2 separate regions of the Homo sapiens genome follow, and region 1 is linked to region 2. Evidence: read pairs that join two places in POLR2A ChIA-PET (ENCODE). Cell type or tissue: B cell. All regions are shown on one strand. Each heading gives the region's core, and the rest is flanking DNA. Links, peaks and the distances in the headings are about the cores only. Region 1 overlaps HDAC2-AS2 (HDAC2 and HS3ST5 antisense RNA 2). Region 2 overlaps LINC02880 (long intergenic non-protein coding RNA 2880).

Region 1 (8,347 bases), core at 273-8,272, 56 kb after region 2:
AACCTCGTCTCTCCTAAAATACAAAAAATCAGCCAGGCGTGGTGATGCAGGCCTGTAGTTGCGGCTACTCAGGAGGCTGAGGCAGGGGAATTGCTTGAACCTGGGAGGTGGAGGTTGCAGTGAGCCGTGATCACAGCACTGCACTCCAGCCTGGCGACAGAGCGAGACTCCATCTCAAAAAAAAAAAAAAAAGAAAAGAAAAGAAAAGAAAAAAGAAAAGAAATTTGTCCCTGAGTTCAGCTGAAGTGATTAATGATACCACCTGGGCCTTAGAAGGTAGTCAGCTCCAACTCAACTCACTGACCAGAATTGTTATAGATGATAGAATTGCAACAGATGTCAGATTCTAAATCGTCCCTAAAACATCCAGCTATACCTGGATTAATGCCGCAAACCAAGTAGAAAGGTCAAATGAGAGCCTTAAGGAGAAAGCCACTGACTTTCCAAGGTAGACCCTGTTGGTTTGTGGTATTCAGAACTCTGGGTGTCATGATTAAGGTCAATACTTTGTCCTGCTGCTTGTATTGTTGATAGTCCCTTAATTAAGTGCTATACAAGACAAATGGAATTAAGCCTCTATACATCAGATTAATCACAGTGGTCAATGGAGTCACATATTCATGTGAAATTTTGAGTTCTGCCAAGAACGTTTAAGGGTGGATGGTTAGAAGAGGAAGATCTGTCTTGGTCCTGAGTGTCCCTGCATAATTTTGCTAAGTATGCCAGATTGCAAGTCTTATCTGTCTCCTGAGACTGAGCATTTTTGCAGCTAGACACATAGACAATTAAGTGGGTCAGGGTAACTGTACAATGACTCTCGTGTAACTGCTCACCATCAGGGTAAGGGAGATTGGCTTGTTTGCTGCTTGTTCAAGAAATTTGGACCCTTGGATCTGGGTTTCTCTTTTGCAGTGCAACCCACTAAGTGTGCAGGTGGCATTTGGGTCCATTACATATTCCCTGTGGGAGTTGGGGGCAAGAGGAACTGACAAATATGCTGATGCTCATGCTGCTTTCTGTGCTATAAGCAATAAAGTACTTTGTCTCCTAACTAGGATTTTTGTGACTTCTGCCAGCATCCATGAAACCAGCAGATTAATTTATTAGCTTACAAGAAGGGTAAAAGTTTAAATGCTTTACAGTTCATGACAAAAGGTAGTCATCCCTCCCTCAGTAAACATGAAGGCTTGGTTCTAGAACCTGCTGCATATATCAAAATCCATGCATACTCAAGTCCCACTGTTGATCCTGTGGAACCCGAGTGTAAAAAAAGCTGGCCCTCCATATACATGGGTTTTACATCCGGGGAATGCTGCATTTGGTTGAAATGGAATCCCACATGGTTCAAACCTGTTTTGTTCAAGGGTCAACTGTAATGCCAAAGCATTGTAAGCAATGAGAATTTTTTTATACTATAAACCCACAGAATCTAGGAGTCATCCTAATTTGGATGAATGAAATATTCAAATTAGGATGACTCCTAGATTCTTTCTGATCATAGGTGGAAAACAGAAAATTCCTAGGAAATTTTACATATGTTTTGGATAGTTTAATTGGAAAACTCCATCAGATTGATAGTGGTCCTGTTTCTCTGGAGAACCCTGACTAATGCAACCATAGTAAAAGGATCAGTACTATGTCACTTAAGAATAAGCTGAGGGCTGCATAACTGCAATCTGGTACACTGCAGCTCTCCCATCTTAAAAAGTTTCTTTCAACTATTACACTATAGAAACTAAAGAAGGAAATAACTGAAAAGGTCACTTAATTTTTGTATTTTGCTGAGTTTTCCTTTACAATATATTTCCAAGTACTTCAAAAGTACTTATAGCAGGCAATAAAGATTTTTGCTCTTCCCAATAGAAAATTATTCAGTATGTTTATAATAAACCAGAATTTAGCTTAACTCATTTTACTCTATTAAACAAAAATTTTCCATTTAATTGTTTCCTTTATTACTACTCACGGCTTTCCATTACAATATACTTGCAAATGCACATTGGCTAGGTAGAGGGTTGAAGCAAGGTTAATTGGATAATTTTACTTTTATTTCTTCATTTTATTATCTTAAAATTTTAGGATAATAGGTATTCCCTAAAATTGTAGATTCCCCATAAGTTAATTTGTAAATTAAAATTTGGTATATTAAAATTATATTTTAAATCATTTAGAGACTACCCTTGATGGAATTTTATGACTTTAGAAGTATTTTCCCTAAGTTCTTTTTCGGTGCCCAGCAAAATTCTGATGAGTTTTTCTTTCTTTCCTCCCTCCTTACATGCCTTTTCTTTTTTTTTTTTTTCCAAGAACTATCTATACTTTCAAGATTATTTTGTTAACAACATAGATGAGATCCTAGGATGGTTTCTGTAGTAAGAATTTTGTGAATTTTATGAATTTTAATCGCTAAAAATTTTACTGGGAAAAAAAATGTTGAGCCCTACATGTAATAAAATTACTCTGTTTTTTGAATGTTTAATGACAACTTTATACTTTTCTGATTAATGTTCATAGTCAAAATGTTATACAAAAGAACTGTGCTATTAATAATGATTGTAACATAAATGATGTAGGGAAGTCTCTCTTGGCAGACTGATCACTTCCCTTTTATACTGTTTCTACCTTATCATTTCTGAAACAGGAGTTTTCATGCTTCATTGTATATAAAAATCCCCTGGGAATTGATTGAAAATGCCAGTTCCTTGGCCTACCTTCTATTATTTCTGAATTGGAAGTTCTGGACTGAGACGCGGGGAGTCTGCATTTTAACAAGCTTCTCAAAGTGATTCTGATATAGATGAGCCAAGATCCACTTACTGACTAATGCATAGTATCTAAACTTGACTAATGCTTGGTATCCAAACATTTTCTGCACGTCAGTGTAGCACACTTAGATTTTTACCTAAAGTTTTCTTATAAATTGAATCATTTAGCTCATGTTAACTGGGTAAGTTAGTGGGGCCTGACTTCTGCCTTTTGCCACTAGGCACCATGATAGTTTGGAATGGATTAGTATTTGTTTATTTTTATTTTTTATTTATTTATTTATTATTTTTTGAGATGGAGTTTTGCTCTGTCACCCAGGTTGGAGTGCAGTGGCATGGTCTCAGCTCACTGCAACATCTGCCTCCTGGGTTCAAACAATTCTCTTGCCTCAGCCTCTGGGTAGCTGGGACTACAGGCATGCACCACCACACCCAGCTAATTTTTGTATTTTTAGTAGAGACAGGGTTTTACCATGTTGCCCAGGCTGGTCCCAAGCTCCTGACCTCAGGTGATCTGCCCGCCTCGGCCTCCCAGAGTGCTGGGATTACAGGCGTGAGCCAACGCACTTGGCCAGGAATGGATTAGTATTTGTAACTAGGGTTGAATGCATAAAACTTTGAGTTGTATAGAATTTGATTTTTGTTTTATATGTCATTTAATAGAAAATAAGAAAATACAGACAAAAAGGAAAAAAATTTATCATGCATCTCTCTTCCCAGCCCTTAATATCATTTTGTCGCACATGCTTCCTTACTTTTGAAATACACATAAATTGGCCGGGCACAGTGTCTCATGCCCGTAATCCCAGCACTTTGAGAGGCTAAGGCGGGCGGATCACATGAGGTCAGGAGTTCGAGACCAGCCTCATCAACATAGTGAAACCCCATCTGTACTAAAAATAAAAAAATTAGCCGGGCATGGTGGCACCTGCCTGTAATCCCAGTTACTTGGGAGACTGAGGCAGGAGAATCACTTGAACCCGGAAAACGGAGGTTGCAGTGAGCCGAGATCACACCATTGCACTCCAGCCTGGGTAACAAGAGTGAAACTCCATCTCAAAACAAACAAACAAACAAAAAAGAAATACACGTAAGTCTATGTAAGCAGGTGAGGATATATGTTGTAAAACAAAAATTGGGATTTACTGTTTAAATGCTGTCTTATAAACACATAATGTATTAAATTTGCCTTTCCCCTCTCAATAATACATTTCTGTATAAATACATGCAAAAACATTTCATGAATAAATTAAGATTTAACTAAACCCTATTAGATTAAAAAAATTTTTGGCTCTTACAAATAGTGCTTTCTTTAAATCTGTTAAAATACGTCTTCATGCATTGGTCCAATATTTAGCTTAAAAAGCTTTTGATACATAGTTGTCTATATGTCCATTAGAATTATAAAAGTGTACATTAATGAAGCATAGGGGACAGTGGTAATTATAGTTTTTGTCTGTTTACTACCTTTTTTTTTTTTTTTTCATCTTCTGGTTCTTTGGGTGAACTATAACTCCTAACATCCTGCTCTGCCACCCATCCAGGGCCAGGATCCTGGTAGGGTTGTAAAGCACATAGCCTCCATCCTCCCATTCCAGGATGTGCTTGTGATCCAGATTGGGCCAGAATATTTTCCCCAGACATTGCTGATAGAGCAAACTGGAGAAACTTATTTTATTTGCTTTTGGCTGTCTTCCCTGACCTTAAGGAGAAGCCCGTTTGTACAAAGAGGAACTGAGAAAAATACAGAGGGAAGTAAAGAGATATAGATGATAGCAGAGGGAGAGCTAGCTAGTTAGCTAGCTAGAAAGAAAACACTGGAGCCCCTGGATTGAGCCATGCCTGAAAGCTAGCACTGCCTCTAAACTCCCCAGTTATATGGGTCAATAAATTCCCATTTTTTGCTTGAACTAGTTTATATGAATCTCTCTTATTTATAAGCCAAACAGCTTTTATTAATACATAATGCAAATTCAAAATAAAATACAAAAATTCACCCTTCTTATCAGTAAATAATTTTAATAGTTATACAAACTAATTGCCTATTATGTGGTCCACAATTTTAAACATGTAAGCTCTTAAGTACATGATTTATCACTCGCTTCTAACTATGTAAATATCTAACTTTGTAGGAATACTGCACTTTAGCAAAACATGATTTTTTTCAGAGACTGAATATTTAGATAAGTAAAAAGTTTCTATGGCTTCACATTTCAAAATTTCATCCTATAATATTATTTCAAATTCTCAAGGTGCAGTGAAAATATGGTTGCAGTTATAAAAGTTCAGTTTACTCAGCTTTTCAAGAACACATTAATGTGCAAAGACACTATTACATAACTTTGCTTTGCAGTTGCACTTTTCCCATTTGAGAGAACTGTTCAGTCATACTTTTGTCATTATCTCTTAGTACTTGTATAGTTTTTGACACAATTGTTGTACCGTAGCATATAAAGCTACAGAAATATGATTGGCATTACTTTATAAACTAAAGACACAAACACTGTTACATCTCTTATTTTTCCCATTTCTAGTTTGAAGTTTCACATGCCATATTAACTGAAAGCATTGTGTCTCTTCCTAAACATCTTTACTCTCAAATTGTCAAAGAACTCTAGGAGATGATGGAATTAAAAGCAGGTCAGTCCTGGTGAACAGATGGCACTGAGGTCCGCAATAGCTCTTCATTGCCACAAGGTGTCACAGAAGGAAGAGCTTGCACAGACTGGCCACCCTCTGCTGTAGGGAGACCCTTGCTGGTCCAAACCCCTGTCTAAATAGCAATGACATCCCTCTGTAGTTCATTCCCATTCCCTGAGGATCATCTGTTATTTTCTAAAACACAGCCAGCCTATGAGCGTTGCTGGATCCAGGGAAACAAGTATTGCCCATGTCCAAACCAGCCCTATTCCATGAACGCTTAAGTCCTTACCTTCTTTTAGAGGGTTAGGGAGAGCTTTCAATTTTTATATAATTTTAAACTTTCAGAATAATTGCAAAAATAGTATGAGAAACTTCTGTATACCATTTCCCCAGATTCGCCAATTGTTCACACACACTTTTTTTTTTTTTTTCTAAACCACTTAAAAGTAGGTTGGAAACATTTCAGTGTGTATTTCCTAAGAACTAAGACATTCCCTTACATAATCAGATAAAGTCATCAAAATTAGGAAATCTATATAAAACTTATCTAATTCAGGGTTTGTATTAAAATTCCTGCAAACTATCCCAATAGTTTTTTACAGCTAATTTTTCTGCTAATTTCAGATCCAATCCAGAATCATATATTACACTTAGCTGTGATGTCTGCAGAAATACCATAGGAGTGATGTTGTGTCCTTAGTGACCATGACAGGAGATGCATTAATCTATTTTCCTTATCTATTGGTCTTGTTAACTTTGATAACTAGGTCAAGGTGGTGTCTACCAGGTTTCTCCACTGTGTAGTTTTCATTTTCCCCTTTGTAAATAAGTGATTTGTGGGAATACACTTCAAGACTCCCCATGTGGTTCCTTAGTGTTTCTCACAGAATGGTTAGATGGGTTCTAAGAATGGATGTACCAATAGAGTTGAAGAAGATGGCATTTTTATGATCTTGCCTCAGAAGTCGCATAACTTTACGGCCCTTCTTGGATGAAGCATTCACAAAGGTGCACCCAATTTTAAGATGGGGGGACATAGAGCCCACTACTCCAATGTCAAGGTGACATTTCAGAAAAGCATCGTGGATTGAAAGGATTATTGCAGCCAACTTTGAAATACTCTGTTAGCCACACTGGGCAGTACCATGCCTACTGAATCATAGCCACTTACTCCCAGCAGTACCACCCTCCCACTCTGTGTCCAGTCTGTTTAATTTTAGGCCTCTGTGAACCCTCTTAAGATTGGCATTCTCAAGAGAGGCCTGGGATTAACATCCAGTGAATTTGTTGGGGCCCAGTTGTCTCATGTGCCTGTTGCTGCCACTGTGCAGTGCAGCAGATGATGGGGGTGGCATCTGCCTGTGAGTCATGTTAGCAAAGAGGAGAACAAAGGCAAGTAAAAAAGACCCTAATATTGCCCTTTATCCCAGAGCCACTTAAAAACAACAGTTGACTTTTTTTTTTTTTTTTGAGATGGAGTCTTGCACTGTTGCCCCAGCTGGAGTGCAGTGTTGCGATCTCGGCTCATTGCAAGCTACGCCTCCTGGGTTAAAGCGATTCTCTAGCCTCAGCCTCCCAAGTAACTGGGATTACAGGCGTCCACCACCATGCTCAGCTAATTTTTTGTATTTTTAGTAGAGATGAGGTTTCACCATGTTGGCCAGACTGGTCTCGAACTCCTGACCTCGTGATTCACCCACCTTGGCCTCCCAAAGTGCTGAGATTACAGGCGTGAGCCACTGCACCCGGCCCAGCAGTTGACCTTCTAACCTCCTTTATTTTCAGTTATCTTTGGATGCCACTTGTACACACTGGTCCTAGGATCTATGCTCAACTCACAGTTGACTTTTCCCACCCTCTGCCCCAAGGCCATCTAAATTCCACACTGTGTATATGCTTCCTGAGACAGTGGAAACTTTTGGAACTCTGTGTTCCAAACATAGAATAGAACTCTATGTTCTACTCCATGAATGGGCTGAGACTTTACAAATTTTCTACTTGTAAAGTGTATTTAGCAGCTGTGGGAATAAGAAGTTGGTGACTTCTTAGGTAGTAATCTGCCTCATCATATTGATCTAGTATGAGGTAGCCAAAAATATATGTTTTTATGAAAGAATATTGTATATATATGTACACTACAAATTGGCAAAAGATTTGAAAAGACACTTCACCAAAGAAGATTTGCAGATGTCAGGTTCTTTAAAAAGTACTCAACCTCAATCACTAGGGAAATGCACATCAAAACCACAATGAGATGCCACTATACACCTGTTAAAATGGCCACAGTTAGAAAGACTGATCACCTCAAGTGTTAACAAAGATGTGGGGCAATTTGAGCTCTTATACACCACTGTTGAGAATGTAAAATGGCACAACCACTATGGAAAACAATTTGACAGTTTCTTTTAAAAGTTAAACATTTGGCAGGGCGCAGTGGCTCAAGCCTGTAATCCCAGCACTTTGGGAGGCCAGGGTGGGCGTATCACTTGAGGTCAGGAGTTGGCCAGCCTGGCCAACATGGTGAAACCCCATCTTTACTAAAAATACAAAAAAATTAGCTGGGCGTGGTGGTGGGCGCCTGTAATCCCAGTGACTCGGGAGGCTGAGGCAGGAGAATCGCTTGAACCTGGGAGATGGAGGTTGTAGTGAGACAAGATGGCGCCACTGCACTTGAGCCTGGATGACAAGAGTGAGACTATGTCTCAAAAAAAAAAAAAAAAAATTCGTCAACCAGGCACAGTGGCATGTACCTATAGTCTTAGCTTTTTGGGAGCCTTAGATGGGAGGATCGCTTGAGCCCAGGAGTTTGAGGCCAGCCAGGGCAATCTAGCAAGACCCTGTCTCTAATTTTTTTTAAAGTTAAACATACATCTATCTTGTGATCCAGCCATTCCACACCTAAGTATTTATTTAAGAGAAATAAGAGGATACAAACATAT
Region 2 (8,347 bases), core at 56-8,055:
AATATAGATAAAGTACTTAACATAGTATCAGGCCAACATAGGATCATAGCAAGAGGAAGCATTCAATAATTAGTTGTGGTTGGGTTATCATTATTGTTGTTGCTATTGTTGTTATTATGACACTAACATCTACAACTTTCTGTATTTCATCTGTCAACAAATATTTCAATATCAAATCTGATCCTGCTCCTTGACTCAGACCTTTGTCATTTTGATTGAAAAGATGTTTACCTGTTGGTCCCCAGCCTCACTCTTCTGAACCTCAGATCCACTGAGTGTGTATCCAGAGGTAAGTATGTGGTAAGTATGCTTGTCATTTACATTATCTGTCAGCATGAGTATTGGTTTCCTAGAAACCTAATATTGAAAACACTTAGCATTGCTAAAAGCATTAAATGAAATAAAGACTCAATATAGCTGCACTAATCTGTGCTTTCTAAATTTACTGATGGACGTGAAGAAAGTAGGTTGGCATGGAGTTTATACAATTTATGGATCACACTGATCTGAATTCAGACAGTGTGTGCTCAGATAAAAATATTGTTTCCTCCCATGAGGTTTCCAATTTTGCAGAGAAGAATACCTCTGTTTAGCTCATTACTTAACACAATGGGTAGCTGGGTGGCCTTGCATTCTGGAAGTGAAATGACACAAGAATGTCTCCACTGCATTCTCCAGAGGTAAAGATTCTCTGGCACAAAATCACAACCAAGGTGGGGTTCCAAAACTATAGAACAAATGGCAGCAGCCATGCAGCCAGCCTTGGTTCGGGTGGGCTGTAAAAGCAGAGGTTGTCCTCGTGTTATCAGCACTGACTTCCTGTTGTGGCCACACTGACAGAGATGAGATGGCAGAAAGCAGGAAAGAGACCAGAGCTGCAATTGACAGATGGCTGGCCAAAGTTGAAGGGTCAGAGACTACACCAAAGACTTCTCAGAAAATACTTGCCTAGGAGGCTCTCACTTGGAAAGATATTCAGGGTTGTTAAACATATCCTGTTATTAGGAAAACGAGAGTTTTATCTTTCTCTTACTCAGAAAGAAAAAACAAAAAGAAAATTAGTGCTCTTAAGAAAAGCTATTTTAATGTTATCCATTATAAAATTAGAAAACCTTGAAAGGCAAATGTTTCTTCTGACCATTTACACTGAGCTTCTTTCATTATCTCATATGCAACCTTGTGGATTGAAGGTGGAGAGTCCTTAGGATTACCCAGGAACATCCCTGTCTGCTCCCCCTGCTAGGCAGGAGGAGATTTGAAACCACATGTGTCTACTTCATTTCTGTCACGGGTAGGACAGTGTCATATACTTTGTAGGTAACTCAAAGATATTATAGGTAACTCATAGATATTGATTGAATTAATGTTTAATAAAATGAGAACACCAGCTCTGCTGTTATCATCATCCTCATTTCGATTCGCTGAACTCTGCACCAAGGCCAAATACATTATACTTTAGGCTTTGTTAAAGCCATCTATGTAAAGCTGGCTGAAGTCGAACTGTACAGTAAACAAGAGATGGTAATAGTCTCTGCATGTGTTATTTCTTTCAACTCCAAACCTCAAAGCATTTTAGGAAGAAATACTATTTCATCTTTAAAAAAAAATAGAAAAAAGAAACTTCTGAAAAATTAATGCAATCTAAATAATAGTCATTAAAAAGTAAATTATGGTAAAATGGCATACTATGCAGTCATTAAAGAGACGATGTTGCTCTATACTTATTTACATAGAACATTATCCTTGGGAAAAAAACTTATTTAAAAAATAGAAACAGTTTAAAATATGTTTAATATAATGCCTTTCGTAAAAAAAAATGTATGGGTATATGTGTAAAAATGTGTATGGGTGTGTGTGTGTTTGTAAATAGGAAATAATTGGAAGATATTCAACACAAGTTTCCATGGATGAGATGGGAGGCAGATGATAAGTGATATTTGTTTCTATATTGTATGTATTACTACATTTTCTGTTTTTATAGTAATGAAAAAGTATTAGTTTACATTCTGAAATAAATGTAACTAGCTTAAAATAATATGTAGCAGCAATCTTAAAAAATTTTTATTTACTAAAAATCTCATCATCCAATAATTATTTAAATACCTTTTCATACTATCTGTATAAGTTAGCTAATGTTTTATAACAAAGCCTTGAAGTAGTAATTTATTATTATGGCCCATGAATCTGTGGGACACCTGAGGACTAAGTATTGACTGACTTAGGTTGAGCTTCACTGACATTATAGACTGAATTATGGCCTTCAAAATTCATATGTTGAAATCCAAATCCCCAGTACCTCAGAATGTGATTGTATTCAGAGATGGGGTCTTTAAAGAGGTAATTAAGGTAAAGTGAGGTCATAAGGGTGGGTTCTAATCCAATAAGATTGGTATCCTTATAAAAAGAGGAGATTTGGACACAAACCTGAGCATAGAGAAAACACCATGTGAACATAAAGACAGCCATCTACAAGGCACAGAGAGAGGCCTCAGAAGAAATCAGACCTGCTGACACCTTGATCTTAGATCTCCAGCCTGCAGAACTGTTAGGAAATAAATGTCTGTTGTTTTAATTTACATAGTCTCTGATACTTTGTTATGGCAGCCCTAGCAAACTCACAAGCTGCTATCAACTGGGGTCACATTATAGGTTGACTAGGAGACCTGCTCTAAGCTAGATCTGTGTAGGGTACTTTAGCTGGGGGAACTCATCTCCAAATGTCTAAATTTCTTCTTCAAGCACCTGTGAACTTCAAGCTCTGGCATATCCTTCTCATGGATGGCAAGAACACAAGAGAGAAAGTGGAAACATGCAAAATTTCTTGAGACCTAATCTTGGAGCTAGCACACTGTCACTTCTGTCTCATTCTGTTGGTTTAAGCAATTCACATGACTAAGCCTAAGATAGAGAATTATGCTGTGTCTACTATGGGAAAGCATTGCAAAGTGGCATGGTAAAGAGTGTAGATGCCGGGGAGGGAGAGTAGGGCAGAGCAATCAGGGCCAATGATATAATCTACCATGATACCTTAGTGTTCACATATCTGTTTATATTGCAGCATTCTTAGTCCACATACTGTAACTATATATTTCCAATTTCACTCAATATTTAATCTTATATCACATTTTTAACATAATTCATTTTTTATTTTATCGAATGCATAATATATATATTAATTGAGACTTCAGAGGTACATGGTCAATTGCACAGTAGGATAGTGAGGAACTAGAATAAGGAAAATCACATTGAAAATTTGTTCCAAAAAATTAGTCAGTAAAATTAGCACATAAATAAACCAATATAAAAGTTTAATTCAAATGGAAAATTTCATAACAGCACAGTATAGTGTTTTGCACATAGCAAGCACTCAATCATGTTTGTTGACTAGACTCTATGTGAATTTGTTTTGAATGTGGGAACTGTTGCTAAAACAACACATTCAAAATGTGGAAAACCTCATTTTTTGAAATAAAGAACAACAGCAACAATAAAAAATACATACAAAATACTGATGACAGTATAAACTGTAAAATGTCACAATTTAGTATCCATCCTCAGCTTTCTGCTTAGAAACATGTGGAAGCATTTTACAGGCCTGTTAAAACTTTTTGATCTACTTGGATGAAAGATTAGCTAAAATTTAGCCATTCTGTTACCACTTTAAAACTATGATTTTATTTTTGCACTCCAAACACTTTTAAGTTACTGAAAAATGAATAATCAAAGAATTTTGTTTTCTGAAGAGAGATAGCCTCATTTTTCTAAGAGGATCAAAGGATGAGAAAGCTTTGTTGAAGGTTTCCTTCTAAGAGAAAGTAAATCTTGGCTCCAAATTCATTTTCCAAATCAGGAAGTAGAAAATTTTTTCAGGAAAGGATTGAACTAGGGAAGCAGAAAAAAAAAATTTTCCACTGGTTAATTATTTTGATAATTTGGTTCTAAAAACATTACCAGTATATATATTGCTAAAAAAATATTTTAGTGTCTTATATGGTAAGTAATTCCATCATTTAAAAAGCATGTGGAAATTGCAAAGCTAAATAGCAGACATATATTTATTATATTTGGTTCATGCACATACTCTAGGGATAGCTAAATGTGTGTATAGTACTCTTTTGTATCCTCTATGAAACCTCTCCAAAGCTATTATGAATTATATTGTTTAAATATGTCCTCACTCAGCTTCATGAGAGTTATTCCCAACTCAGTTTCAAACTGAACACATGTTGCATCTGTTTTCTGTTTGTGAATATTGAATGTTTGGCACTTTCATTGGGATATTTTTCTTTGGAATGAAATAATTTCAAATATTCACTTAATCAAAACATCAGTTTCCTTTTCCAGTTTCCATTGTGGATTGTTGGTAGGTTTCCCAGACCAGCTCTCTTGTGCTGTGCAGAGGGACCCTCCTCCTCTTGGTGCATAGGAAGGAACAGAGGGGAAAGGAAACAACATCTGGACCATGGGCTTGTCCCTTCTCCACATCTTGTTCCTCTCTAGATTTCACCTGACTTGAGGTCTCATTCAAGTACTCTTGAAGATTTTAACTGTTTTGTCCTCTTCTGATTATTTATAACTTCCTTTTTTTCTTTTTGAAAATGTTACTGGGAGCAGAATAATTGAAGTTCTGTGAAGCCACTGGAAACTCACTGCTCCCTCTCCTGCCAGTTTCAATAAAAAGCTTTTTTTTTTTTTTTGAGGACCTATATCTTTGGGATATACATGTTTAAGCAAAATTAACCTGGCAGGGGAGATACATTGAGAAGGGTTGATTGAAGCAGTAAGAGATTGGAAGGGGGAAAGACAAACTCAGAGGCTCTGGCCACCATGCATGGAGGAAATGAGGAAGATTACTGCTGTAAAATTCAGTGAAAAAAATCCATGTGCTACTAGGAAAAGCATGGACTTCAAAATCAGAAAAATTGGAGTTGAATCCCAGCCCAACAACTCATAAACTCTGTGACTTCAAGCAAGGTACCCAACTTCCTTAAACCTCATTTTCTCAACTTATAAAATGGATGTGAAATCAGCATACATAATTGTTATAAAGACTAAATTATAAAGGTTTTTAAATGCTTAGTGTTTTGATCAGTTTAAATTGCTACAACAGAACACCATAGACTGTGTTAAACAACAAACATTATTTTTCACACTTCTAAAGGCAAGGGAGTCTAAGATAAAGACATCAAGAGATTTGGTGTTAGATGAGGGCCCACTACTTGGTTTATAGATGGCCATCTTCTCACTGTATCTTCACCTAACAGAAAAAGAGCAAGAGAGCAATCTGCAGTCCCTTTCATACAGGCACTAATCTCATTCATGAGGGCTCCACCCTCATTACATAATTATCTCCCAAAGGCTTCTCCTAATACTATCACGTTGGAGGTTAGAATTTCAACTTACGAATTTTATGGGAGGAAAAAAAATGTTCAGTTTATAACACCTAGTATATAATAGATGTTCAATGTTAATATATGATTTTAAATGGACATATTTGAGAGATATTATAAAGGAAGAAACAAATGAATAATGGACTGAATATAGGAAACCAGGGAGAAAGATACTCAAAGACGGGGAGGTAACTAGGTTATTGACACACATGTTGTAGTTGGGAAAGAGAGTCAATTTGGAGTAAAAGCTAATGAATTTAACATTGAACACATTGAGCTTGAAGCAATGGCAGGATATCTGAGTAAATGTGTGCAGAATGTAGTTGGAAATACAGTACTGGAACACATGTGAGAGGTTACAGGGGGGCTATGTATTGGGGTTAGAGATACGAATTTTAAAATCATGGACTGAGAAATAATATTTGAATCTATGAGAACAGACAAACTTGCTAGAGGCAAATAGCAGAACCTTGGAGAACATCCACAATTTAGAGAAAAGCAAAAGAAGTTAGAAGATCAATTTTTAAAAACTTAGGAGGAGATCTAGGTAAGCCTTCATCCATGGAAACCAATGGGAAATTCTCAATGAATGGATAACTGATACTATTACATTGTCAATACATTGGAAAGACCATGGATGCCCATCAAGGGGGATTTGCTCAGCAAATTATAGCACATCCACATAAAGGAAAACTATGCAACATTTAGAGAATGGTAGATCTATATTTATAGACATGGAAAATATTTTAAAACAAATGGATTAAAAAACCATAGGTTAAAGAACACCACGTGTAGAATGTAATCCTATAAAAATGAATACATAAATACATATGGAGTAGGTAGAGAAAGTCCTTAAGATTGTTTTCTGAGTTCTACTAACAATTACCTATGATGGCATCCAAGGCGAGTTTTACTTTTTCTTTGTACATTTCTACATTGCTTTTTTTTTTTTTTTTATGATAATCATGTATCACTTCAAAAACAAAGTATTTTTAGAAAAGAACGAATACTACTGAAGTTGGTATTGTGACTTTATATTCTTATATTATCTGTTGGTCCACACTGAATCCTTTCTGCCACTTGCAGGCCATTTACTCAGCCTCAGGGTGTTTTTCTGGAGGTTGTCTCACTGATTGGACCTACCTAGCTCTTTAGTTAGCATTAGCTGAAGTCACTGGTGTTGTCCTTTGAGGTGCTTTGTGGAGAAAAAGCGTTGTATGGTCAATAGGTTAGAGAACTGTGAATGTGATACCTCACTTTAAGAGATCACCAATCACACTTGCACATTCAAGTATCTGTGAAGGTGCTCCTGAAAATGAACTTGTCAACATTTAATCTAATACTTCTCCAAATTCTTTGAGCATGGAGGGAGCTATTTTCTTGTTTTATCAACTGCTAACATACCATGGAACTAGTATCTGCAAAGCAGATTATGAGAGACATGAGCTTAAATGGTGATCTAGTGCTTTGTTATGGATTTTTCAGCTTTTCTTGAGTGAAATTCAGTTTGACCAGCTAATACGTGCAGTTCCTAGACTCCCTTGGAATCTCTCCAAGAGACAGGTCAGTAACCTAATATTTCCCTTTGTTCTGTGGTAGGTCTCCATCAGGCTTATTTAATGACAGGTCGTACACTGTCAGCAAGTACTTTAGAGTTATAGTTTTGGATCTCTTCAAGATTCTAGTTGGAAAAAAAGGACAAAAATACAGAGAATCCCAAAGTTTGCTTCTTTGTGTAAATTTTTCATCTCCAGCTTTCCTCTTATCTGGAAGTTAGAAAATGTTAACAATATTCCAGTGGTAGAAAGTTAATCACATTTTGCAGCCAATGAGTTGTTTTAAGAAAATATCAAAGTAATGTATGTTTTCATTGAAGATAAATTGAGAAATAAATAGAAGAAATTTAAAAACATATTAATCACATCATACAGAAAAAAATCAGTTAATATTTTGATTTTTAAACCTCTAGACTCTATTTATGTTGATACACATATATAGAGTCTGAATCACCACTTAAGCTCAAATCTTCCATAATCTGCTCTGCAGATAATAGGTCCCAATTTTATTAGCAGTTGCTAAAACAAGAAAGAGTTCTATTCTCAAAGAATTTGGGGAAGTATTATTAATAGATTAAATATTGTCAAGTTTATTTTCAGTGTATGCATTTGTTTTTTTGTTATCATCTGAACAACAATGTAGTCACATTATACGTTTGTTATATAATCTGCTTTCCCTCACTAATTAATATATATATAAATAATATATTTCCTTGTCAAGAATATAGATTTACATTATAACTTTTATGGAATAAGTATTTAATTGAATTAATAAACTATACTTTCTTAAAGAGATTTTTAATGTTTTAAAAATTGATAATACACATATTTTCATGGTACATGTTTTAATTTAATACATTTATATAATTTGTCAAGATCAAATCAGTGTGTTTAGGATACTCATCACTTTAAATATTTGTCTTTTCTTTATGCTAGAAACATTCAAATTATTCTCTTCTAGTTATTTTGAAATATACAATAGGTTATTGTAAACCATAGTCATAGATCAGTTTGACACTGATCTATCAAACACTAGGTCTTATTTATTCTATGCAACTATATATTTGTGCCCGTCAATGAACCTCTCTTTATTCCCTCTTCCCTTCAATTTTTTCCAGCCTCTGGTAACCACCAATCTACTCTCTATCTTCATGAGATACACTTTTTTACTTCCCCCATATGACTGAGAACATGCAATATTTGTCTTTCTATGCTTGACTTATTTCACTTAACATAATAACCTCCAGTTCCATCCACGTTGCTGCAAATGACAGGATTTCATTCTTTTTTATGGCTGAATATTATACCACTGTGTATATATACCACATTCTCTTTATCTAGTCATCTGTTGATGGGCACTTAGGTTGATCATACTTTGGTTATTGTGAATAATGCTGCAAT

The links. ChIA-PET counts read pairs that join two places held together with the same protein. Peaks named below come from ENCODE experiments on the same cell type or tissue, not always from the same donor. Only the 100,000 strongest peaks of a DNase experiment are listed, where the experiment ranks them.
Region 1: POLR2A ChIA-PET joins it to region 2 with 5 read pairs; 2 of 35 experiments call an interaction of 5 or more read pairs at or near these places.

The regions. Positions count from the first base shown.
Region 1 is chr6:113,975,677-113,984,023 of GRCh38, forward strand. The region is part of intron 1 of HDAC2-AS2 (HDAC2 and HS3ST5 antisense RNA 2); the gene reads left to right. Among named protein-coding and RNA genes, the nearest start is that of HDAC2, 8.7 kb to the left of the region's middle. In B cell, for the core only: a CTCF peak has its summit at 5,460 (motif pointing right); DNase peaks (open chromatin) are centred at 2,735 and 4,475.
Region 2 is chr6:113,920,257-113,928,603 of GRCh38, forward strand. LINC02880 (long intergenic non-protein coding RNA 2880) reads left to right here. Exons shown (of 4, transcript NR_027060.1): 4 at 200-1,386. Among named protein-coding and RNA genes, the nearest start is that of LINC02880, 20 kb to the left of the region's middle. In B cell, for the core only: no CTCF peak of the experiment used is centred there; no DNase peak of the experiment used is centred there.